Linked DNA regions of Homo sapiens: region 2 is linked to region 1. Evidence: chromatin loops called from intact Hi-C (ENCODE). Cell type or tissue: heart left ventricle. All regions are shown on one strand. Each heading gives the region's core, and the rest is flanking DNA. Links, peaks and the distances in the headings are about the cores only. Region 1 overlaps LOC124906307 (a long non-coding RNA gene). Region 2 overlaps LINC01014 (long intergenic non-protein coding RNA 1014).

Region 1 (5,384 bases), core at 147-5,146:
AGTATTTATTAGAGGGGTAGATTATGGAAGAGGATAGAGTCCATATTTAGCTAGCGTCTTCAAAGAGGAACTGATACCTTCAAGTGAAAGAAAATGTGCATGTTGCCTTATAGAGGCGTTCTTCCTGGCAGGTGACATGCTGTGGCTTTTTATAGAAATGCCTAAATGTCTCAATTATTCTTGCTTTATTTAAATTTTTTCTTTCTTAAAAATAGGATAAATAATAACAGTGACTGCTTATTACAGAAGAAGGTGATTAACTAATGAATTTAAACTTACTTGAAGTTTCTGGAGAAGACTGCTTTGGAAGAAAAAGGCCTATTAGTGTTAAAACTATTAATTATCTTCTAAATAATAATTGTTTATAGATGATTATCAGTGAATTCTAGGACTTGAGCCTCTCTTCCCCCATTTAAAAAATTAAATACATATGTGCAGATTAAATATCTATGTCTTTCATACGCAGCTATCAATTTTGGAGTCCTTGTTGGGACTGGAGGTCAATAGGAGTCACCTTCTTATGGTTTTACATTACCTCTGACATTGCAGATAAATTCACAGTCAAGGAAGTGCTTTTGCAGAAGTTTTCTTAGGTCTTGCAGAAACCTAGTGAAGAACGGTGAGGATTAGCCATGGGGGTTTGGAGTTTGCCACTCCGTGACTCTGCCATTCAATGAGCTCAAGCCTCTGGTCCTGACTCATCTTGTCTGTGCTTCTCCCATCATCCCTCTGCCCCTGCCTGTGGAGAGGTTGGGGTCTGCTTTGCGCCATTGTCTCCTCACTCCCAAGTCTTATCCGTGGTGACTGGGTCTATGCCGGAGAGGAGGAGTCCTCTCATTTGAACTGTGGCATCTTAAGGCTCTATGTGACTATTTTGCAAATGTTCTTAATGATAGGTTTAGAGTTTTCTTTCTTTTCTCTTCCTATACCCTTTCCTCTTCATTTCCTATAGGGCAAAAAGAGTGAAGATAGTAAAGAGTGAATCCTATAGATTTGATTATTTTCCATTAATAATCCAACAGAGTGTGTGGCACATGGTAGATGTTCAATAGACAGCTGATAAATTAATGAATGAATAACCACACTCATATCCACACTGGAAGGTGGTGTATATGGTTGTAGAGTGTGAGCTCTGGAGTCAGACTACCTGGGTTTGAATTTCAGATTTAGTAGCTAGGAGACTTTAGGCAGGTTACTTAGTTTCTCTGCCTCAGTTTTCTTATCTGTAAAGTAGGGATAAAATTCTCTCTCTTGAATTTCTTGTGAAGAGTAAATGAGTTAGTAAGTAATAAGGGCTAAGAATAGTGCCTAATACATATTAAGTACTCAATAAATGCTATTAAAGTATATTTCCATATGTAATCTCATTTTATCCTAACAACTATTTGGTGACATAAATGAGACAGGTATTTCTGGACCTAATAGCTGAGGAATCTCAGGTTCACAGGACTGCTAAGCAGTAGAGGGATGTCTAACATTCATTCTGATTCCAAGGTCTGATTTTTCTAGATTGAAGTTATTTGTTTAGTTTTGAAGGTGATTAAAAGACATTTAAAAAGAAAAGCAATTAGCTTTGATTTCAGTAAAGGTTATGGGTCTTGTAAAAGGTCAAAATCACTTTCTGTGGTTGAATGAGATGAAAAGAGGTTGAATGAAGTAACAAAGATAAGAACTGGTGCTACAGAAATAATGAGTCGTTATCAAAACACCTCAGTGTCTCGGGGAAGAGCGAAAGAAGCACTTTGGAATAACCAAGAGAAAGAATTAATCAATCTGATTTAAAACTGAATAATACCTTCTTTATTTTTCAGTGTTAGCACTGAGCTTTTGCTGAAAATTCACTTTGCTCTAAAATGGCCTAATTTTTCCTTTTAATTTGCATTTCCTTCCTGCCCAGATGCGACTGGCAGCAGCCCAGTGGTAGTTCCACTAAAGCAACTGTGCTACAGCACCTCAATTTGGATCTCAGAGCTGTCCTTTTACATTTGCTTCTTTGCATAATTTGTCAAACTTTGTAAGTTGCACAGCAAAATTCTGCCAATAAAGAACAGGAAGTTTGGGTCATCCTTCTGGGTTTACTGTTTTATATTTGTTTTTTCAGCAACTGGAGTCAAGCTCTGGTGAAAGTATTAACACATTAGCAGTTTGGAATTGCGCTCAAGGCTTCTGTTCAATGAATATGAAAAAACTGAGCAACAAGGAGACTTGGGCACATTATTTATACATTTGGTGAGCTCATTCACTCGCCCAGGGAAATCAGGCAGCACAGCCGCCAGCCCAAGGTTAATTTTGTTTTCTTCTCAGCCAGGAACAGGGTGTGCTATTACACAGAGAGAAATGAGGACTTTTTAATTGGCAAAGAGGAACTTCTGCTGCATAAAGAGGTATTCCAATCACTGGAGGTCAACAGAAATTCTTTCAGATTTTAAAATCTTGCTGTGTTCAAAGTTTAATGCAAAATCCTTCAAATTGCTAGTATTCAAAAACCCTGCATTAACTGTTTAGAAACAGAAGAGGGCACCTCATCATTCCTTATGCCAAATTTATTTATTTATTTTTTTAAGCGTGAACAGGAAACTGGCTTGCGAATGAAAATGAAAAACCACTTCCTTTTCCTAATGAATGAATGAAAAGATTCTGTTAATATTTTTAAAAGCTTAACTATGAGTAGAAAAGCTGTATTCACTTTCTAGTTTCAAGAGACCTCAGAGTTTAAGTTGGAGACTAGCCATAAAAAGTTTAATTCTATTATAAAGTGGCTGTCAAATACAATGCATTTAGATTTTAAACCAAGAGCCGCCTGGATATCCTTCTTTTCTATTGGCTAGGTAACCAGTTAATTAGGGTAACTCCTCCTTTCTTCTTCTCCTCATGTTTGAATCCCAGTTTTTCTCAGAATTAAATCTTTCTAAGCATCAGTGAATCTTTTAAATTTTATGCAAAATGTGTTTGTGTATTTTTCTAGAGGAAGTTTGGAGTTTTAATCAAATTATCTACCCTTTCCTGGGTTAAAACTCCAGGAAGTTTCCATGTTTAATTCTACCTTATGCTAATTGAGATTTTACTCTATATTCTGTCATAATAAATACTATTAGAATAAAAACCTTAGGACTTTTCTAATAATTTAAACCATAACTGTTATGGAATGTAGCAACAAACCTTTTGATTGTCTTTGATATTCTTTGTATTAAGTTTTAGACAGAGTCAAAAGGAAACTTTTCAGTCTAACCTAATCACTTTAATTACTGGTCCTAGAGGGTAGCACTGATTTGTCCTGGGTTACACGAGCAGTGAGCATGAGAATTCAGAAGTAATAGACCGGTCTTTTACCTTTACATTCTTTTAGTCTATATTCTTTTCTCTGAGTCATGCTTGGTTGAAAATTTGCACTGATTCATACATTTATGGAATCCTTATATTGCTCTGCTCACACATATGAGTTGCTTTTTTTTTTTAAGAGTTGAGGGTCTCACTATGTTGCCCAGGCTGGAGTACACTGACTATTCACAGGTGAGTTCATCGCTCACTGCAGCCTTGAACTCTTGGTTTGAAGTGAGCCTCCCTCCTTAGCCTCCTGAATAGCTGAGACTATAAGCACATGCCACCATACCTGGCTTCTGTGTTGTTTTGTGTTTTATACTTTGGTAGATAGTTTTATTCTCTAAGTGAACAGTTTAAAAGCAGCAAAATGCATGTTGTTTCTTTTCCAAGTTGTCTTTGTATGTAAGTTCCCCTGATAAGCATTATGTCTTGTTCACGTCTCCAGGTCTCTTCTTCAGCCCTTGGACACAGTGTCATCCCTATTGGAGTCAATAAAGGTATGGCATGACATATGTATTCTGGGGATAGACTATTTTCACAAAGGACAGTTGTCAATTTCATTAACACTGTACCATACAGGAGTGTTTCTAGGGGGCAGTTGCTTTCTTATAATAATAATAGCAAACATGTATATAGTGTTTACTACTTACAAGACTGGGAAACACACAAACCAACAGACTGTTCTGTCCTACTATACTCTCAGCACAGAATATTTTTGTGGCCAGATGTGTACGGGTCTTTACACATATTTCAAGCAGCTCTCCAGCAGATATCAACTGGGTCTTCCACAATTCAATTCGATTTTGACACTGTCTACCTGAATAGCCCTTACAAGTTGAAGGCTCAGTCCCATACGACTGCTCTCATTTCAGACGCCAATCTCAAGTCTGGGCCCCCCATATTTCTGACTGACCAGCAATAAATTGGAGGTTCCCATGACCCCCTCTCAGGTTCAGTAATTTGCTAGAATGGCTCACAGAACTCAGGGAAACACTTTGCTTACAATTACCCATTTATTATAAAGGGCAGCACTCAAGGACAGCCAGATGGAAGAGATGCACAGGCTGAGTAGAGACGTGAGGGGCATCCCATCCTCCCAGCTCCTCTACACATTCAGCAACTGTGAAGCTTGTCAAATCTTGTTCGACAGCTTTGGAGAGCTTAATCTCTAGACCCCACTCCATTTCCTGGAGGTTGGTCAACAAGGCTGAAAGTTCCAACCCTCTAATCCCTTAATCACTTGGTCTTTCTGGGGACTGGCCCCATCCTGAGGTTATCTAGGGTTATCTAACTCACCTCATTAGCATGAACTCACGTGTTATTATAAAGGGGATCATTATGAATAATGAAAGACGTTCCTATCACTCAGGACTTCCAAAAATTTCAGAAGCCCTGCAACAAAAACTAGGAACAAAGACCAAATATATTTCTTATTATATCACACAAGCACTATTCTGGGCACTTAATTTCACTCTCAAACGACCCTATAATGTGGATACTATTATTATCTGCCTTTTATAGATAGAACAATAGAATCTCAGAGACATTAAGTAATTTACCAAAGATCACAAAATCCGTAGGTAGTGTAGGAGTGAAGGGAACGCTTCATCTCTGTCCACTGAGGATTTGCTGAAAATGAGCTGATAAAAGGCAGATTAATAGAAGAAAAAGGCATATAAAATGTATTCAACATGCATAAACACAGAAGCTACACACAAAATATGAGACTTAAGGAGGAGTCAGATGTTTGATTTTTAAATGTTGTCTTCATAGAGGAGAGATGTATGGACATAGAAGGCAGACATTATTTTGTAAATGATTCTCTTTGGAAGCTGGATGACAAGGTTCCAGGACGGAGAGGGGCAGAACTTCACAAGAACAAAGGTTGTCTTATTATGAAGATAAAGTCCCCAGGTAGTCTCTCAGAGCTGTCCTCAAAATAATATATGAAAAGTCTGTCTGGTTGTAATCATGACCCCGTCTCTTCTCCAGTGGTTAATCTTTCCTGGTTATTTGATGAGATTCCTAGGTAAGAGGTCTTAAGAAAATTGCATTGTCTTAAG
Region 2 (5,384 bases), core at 149-5,148, 520 kb after region 1:
GTACATTTTCAGCCACATTCAGATTTTAGGCACCACCAGGCTCAGACCTTCCCTCCTGGGCCCATGATCACTGGCTTTGCCTTTTTAGAGGGACATTCTCATGGTCACTGAGGCTTTTGGGAGTGTGAACTGTCAAAATGGTTACTGATGCTTAAAAACAAAGAGCTCCCAGAGGCTTGTTAAGTAGGAGAGCTGATAGCGTAGGAACAAGAAAAATGAAAAAGCAAGGGTAGATAGAGGGCAGGAAGGGCCCCAATTTTTTATCTTGGGCTCTAGGGCAGGACTTCCCTTTCTTGGAAATGATTGGCAAGAACAAAGCAATCTTCCAGTCCTAGGAGCTCTAGAAGAATGATAGGCTGAGTGAGTACTAGCGGGCCAAGAGTAATAATATTATTAACTAAAATGTATTGCATGCTTATTCTATGCTAAGCACTGTATACATAACTCATCTAATCTTCAAAATGATGTGATAAAGTAAATATTAGTATTTTACCTATTTTACATATCAGGCCCTGAGAGGTTAGGTGACTTGCTCAAGGTTGCACAGTTAGGAAGTAAACTTCGGGTGACTCACCATCTCCGTTTGCCTGTGACTGAGGAATTTCATGGGATCCTGGACTTTTTGGTGCTGAAACCGGGACAATCCTAGGCAAACCAGGATGGTTGGTCACCCTAAAAGTGATGGTACTGGGACTCAAACTCAGAGCCAGAGATATTAATCCTCATGCTAGTTGTTGCCTTCCCAAGGCATGGATTCAAGTTCAGCACAACAAAGCAATGGGTCCAAATGACAAGAGCCTGGGACGGACAGGGGCTTGTCTAAGGTTCAACTACAATGTTGCACAGAACAACCAGCCGTAAGCTTAATATTGAATCACCTTCTAAATAAGGGAAGAATGGCCCCAGAGCTTCAGAAGGCAAAGGGCTGAGTTTGTAGGTCTGGGTCAAGAAACTACAGCTATAGAGGAGGCTCCTGAGAGCAGAAATTCCTGCTGGTGTGATTGGGAAATCAGGAACATCTGGAAGCAACAGTAATATTAATGCTTATGATTTACACCAAACATTACTTTGAAACTTATACAATACTAGATAACAATAATAATAGATGATGATAAAAACCAGTGGATATTGAAATGCCCTTTTGCAGGGTTCTATAGCCTGGGAGTTGCCCTGGTGGGCGGCCCTATTGTGCTCAAAAACCCAGGAGACAGGAGCTGCTGGGTTGATGTTTATTAGGTCCAGTGTGACGGTCCAGCACCCTTAGCTGCTGTAGAATAGAGCCTGGACAGGAGACAGTCCCAGAGTTTGTTTTATATCCATTCTTGAACTCTTTTTACTGCTTTGTTTGTTTGAGGCCTTGAGGCAGTATGGCAGAAATTGCACAGGATTTGGGTTCAGATAGTTTTGTCTTTGAATATTGATTCTGGCTGTATGCCTTGAGAAATTGACTTAACACTCATTAACCATATTTTTTCATTTGTAAAATGGGGATTAAAATCAATAGAGATATCTCAGTCCATTCGGGCACCTGTAACAGAATATTATAGACTGGGTGGTTTATAAACAAGAAAAATTTATTTCTCACAGTTCTGGAGTCTGGGAAGTCCAAGATCAAGGTGCATGAAGATTCGGTGTCTGGCGAGGGCCTGCTCCCTCATAGATGGTGCCTTCTAGCTGCATCCCCACAAGGTGGAAGGGGCAAATAAGCTCCCCTGTGCCTTTTTTGTTAGGGATGCTAATTCCATTCATAAGGGCTCTGCCCCATGACTTAATCTCTTCCCAAAGGCCCCACCTCCTGAAAACATCACAATGGGCTTAGGATTTCAATATATGAATTTGGGGGGGAACATAAACATTCACACCATAGCACAGGGTTATTTTAAAGATTAGAAATAATGTATGTTAAGTGCCTAGCATGTACGAGGCACCCAACAAATAGGGGCTGCTACATTACTACAGGCCCCAGACACAGAATTCAAAATGGAGACTTCAAATCTTCATTTCTTAAAATTAAAACTATTTCCCAGCGTTGGATTTATCATTTTAGCTTGAGGCTGACACCTTGTGGAATTCTCTGATAATTATGAACTTATTTCATGGTCTGTGTACAATAATAAATCCTTTCTGGAAGCTGAAGCAACAATGTAGATTTAAGTAAATATACTAGCTATTTAAGTCAGAGAAAACAGGCAAAGCCTAAACAGAGTAACTTATTTTTTGAAACCATTTTGGGAGATTAATTTTAGGCTTTAATTTTAATTTATTATTATTACTTTTTTTGCTGTTTTCCCAGGAAGAGTATTAATTCAGAATTTTAAGTCTCCCCCCTCCCCTTGCCTAAATTATTTACCTCCTAAATTTTATTTAAAGCCTGGATTAAGTCTTTCTTTTCCATTTGCTTTCCTTGACCAGTTGTGCATGCAATGCCTGCCCATCTGAGGACTCCCATATCACAGGCAAGAGTAGAGACATACTTTGTGGAGCCCAATACAAGGAAACATGGGACCCTTTGTTTAAAAATCATTAAGAATTTCAAGATGGCAGCAGCAGAGCATTAAACCAAAGGGTCTTGTCTAACTGTCTCTTATTAATTGCTTTTTAAAATAATTATCTACTTAGTTAAAATATAAATTGTTTGCTAGCAGAAACATAGTATCTTTTTATTCATTCCTACCTTTTTTTCCTCTTTTTTAAAATTATACTTTAAGTCCTAGTTTCTGAGATAACTTTTCTCTTTCTCAAAACTCCTCCCTTAAAAATATTATGCAGAAATTCTACTTAGGTCACATTTCTATATAGAGAAGTCTAGAGAAGACACTGGATTTTGGGGAGGTGCTAAGTGATGGGCAACCTGCCTGGAAGTTGTATCAAAGTAACAAGCATTCTATTTTTACTTATATTTGTATGGCTACTTAGGTGAGGCTTTAGGAGTTACTGATGTAGATTGCGGAAACGGTAATTATCCACTGACAGCTCCTTGTGCAAACTCACATTCATCCATGTAGAGCCCAGCCTTTATCTTGAACTGCATTGATCTAGATGCTTTTTGGATTTAGACTTCATGGGAGAGAATAAAAAAACAACTCTTTGGAGAGACACTCGTGATGGAAACTGCTCAATAGATGCATTGACCTTGGTTCATAACGACCACATAATTTGAATCAAAATTACTTAGGATTTTGATAGAATCACTTGTTGTGGTGCTTAGACGCGCAGCAAGTGCTAAAGAACTATTAATGGAAATAGGGCTCTCAAATAGTTAATCATGATTGTTTGGTCAATTGAGAACCTGAGTGTTTTTGATCTTGGTTATTCTCCAGCCCAGTGCTGGCAGGCATTTATAGTGAGAAAACCTGGCTGTGTGGCTAGAAACAGATAATTTTAAATGGTAGCATTCACCTTTCTCTCCTCTGTTTTCCCTCAATTCTAGCTTATGCTTCTATAACTCTGACCTGCTTTTAGCTCCCTGGATACATCAATTTCTTTCTCCCTTCCAGGCCTTTGCCTAGGCTGCCTGCTCTGTTAGAGCTGCCATTGCACAGTCTCATCCTCCTGGTCCACACCTGCTCATCCTTTGAGACCTAGCATGAGCATCATAGCCTCATCGTCGTAATTACTGTCAACAAAAGGAAACAAACCACTTAGTAATTTTCTCTTCGTATGTACTACTGGGATAATATACTTTTCTATTAGTTTGGAATTTTAGAACTCTTCTTGTAATTTATTCTGCTGCATTGTAGAAATAATATTTAAAAAAGGGAAAATGTGATGATTATGACAGGGACTAAAATGAATTCATGCAATTTTCATTTTCCAAGAATCAAATGAACTGTACAATGAGAGAGTTTTATTAAACATCTTTGGAGATCTCTTCCAACTACAAACTGTGGTTCTGAGTTCACTTGAAGTTTCCTCAAATGATCTAAGTTTATGTAGAAAGTTTTTATGCTGTGGTCCTTTTTAAATTTTCTTTACATTTATTTAACTATACCAAGACTTAAAGTGTATTATTTGCACACTGGGAACCATAACTATCTGCGAGAAGAGGTGCAGTGAGATGCATGCTGACAAAGAGGGCATCTTTAACATGGCCACTAACATGGCCACCCACGGGACTTCTATAGGCATCAAAACAAATGGCCAGGAGCAGGTGAAAATGCATTTGTAACACAGTCCAGTCAAAGCCTTCCTGAGAGTACCATAAATTAAGGCAAGTATCTTTGCCTTATGGAGGTCCAAGGTGGCTGCAAAGACTCAGTACGATGAGGACAAGAGGTAATTTACAGTTTTAAAAGCAGTATTTTATGTATATGTGTATAACCTGTTTCATACATGTAAGAGACTGCCTTAACTTATTTTTAAAAACAAGGTGGCACATCCAAAATAGTTTACTGCAGATAGCTTTGTGAAAGCTGTTTATAGAGATTTTGGCAGGGTGAAAGGTTTTTTTTTTTTTTTTTTATTTTTTTGAGATGGAGTCTTGCTCTGTCGCCCAGGCTGGAGTGCAGTGGCATGATCTTGGCTGACTGCAAGCTCTGCCTCCCGGGTTCATGCCGTTCTTCTGCCTCAGCCTCCCGAGTAGCTGGGACTACAGGCACCCGCCACCGCGCCGAGCTAATTTTTTTATTTTTAGTAGAGACGGGGTTTCACCATGTTAGCCAGGATGGTCTCGATCTCCTGACCTCCTGATGCGCCCACCTCAGCCTCCCAAAGTGCTGGGATTACAGGCGTGAGCCACTGTGCCCAGCTGGTGAAAGCTTTTAATAGTGATACACCCAAGGTCTAGCAAGAGTGACATAATATTTTTCCAAGAGCACTGTTTTTACCAGAGTCTGGCTATGAAAGAGAGACTACAAGCAGGAGCTGTAGCCACAGAGGCAGAGAAGGAGCAAGAAGAATAAATACCCTGACCTCTCACTCTTCCCATTTTCCCATCTCCCCTAGCACATCCCATTATGCCAATCCTAACCAGGAAGCCAGAGGCAAGGAAGCCCAGGCTCAGAACAAGACAAAGAAGTGTGGAGAAGGGATGGGGATGCAGGAGCTGATTATGCTGTCAAGCAGTCCCTAAGCAGCATCAGGAAGGTTTTAGGTCAGCTCTGCAGAATTCTATAGGTTTGACTGGTAAGGAGACAATGAACACACATCGCTTTACTCAGTTGATTGCTCCTGGGACAATAGGCAGCATGAGCTTCTTGTTGGCTTCAGCTCCCCTTACCCTCCAGTTTCCCTGGGGCCCATGCGAAGCCAGGTCCTGGTGGATACTGTACACACTGTGAGTTGTGTCACAGCTGGGGAACACTGAACTTAGGAAGCCACTCAAGAGGGATGCTAGAAAACATGCCAAATCTTTGTCCCTTGGGGAAGAAGTTATCTATATTGTC

What was found. A loop is a pair of places that touch in the nucleus more often than their neighbours do. Peaks named below come from ENCODE experiments on the same cell type or tissue, not always from the same donor. Only the 100,000 strongest peaks of a DNase experiment are listed, where the experiment ranks them.
Region 2: a loop joins it to region 1, with 6 times the contacts of the local background. A loop is called at or near these places in 87 of 110 quality-filtered maps.

What each region holds. Positions count from the first base shown.
Region 1 is chr3:178,963,879-178,969,262 of GRCh38, reverse strand. LOC124906307 (a long non-coding RNA gene) reads left to right here. Exons shown (of 3, transcript XR_007096179.1): 2 at 3,767-3,818. Among named protein-coding and RNA genes, the nearest start is that of ZMAT3, 110 kb to the left of the region's middle. In heart left ventricle, for the core only: CTCF peaks have their summits at 2,298 and 2,500 (motif pointing right); no DNase peak of the experiment used is centred there; H3K4me3 peaks cover 1,005 bases; H3K27ac peaks cover 214 bases.
Region 2 is chr3:178,440,479-178,445,862 of GRCh38, reverse strand. All of the region lies in intron 1 of LINC01014 (long intergenic non-protein coding RNA 1014), which reads right to left. Among named protein-coding and RNA genes, the nearest start is that of LINC01014, 24 kb to the right of the region's middle. In heart left ventricle, for the core only: a CTCF peak has its summit at 2,061 (motif pointing left); no DNase peak of the experiment used is centred there.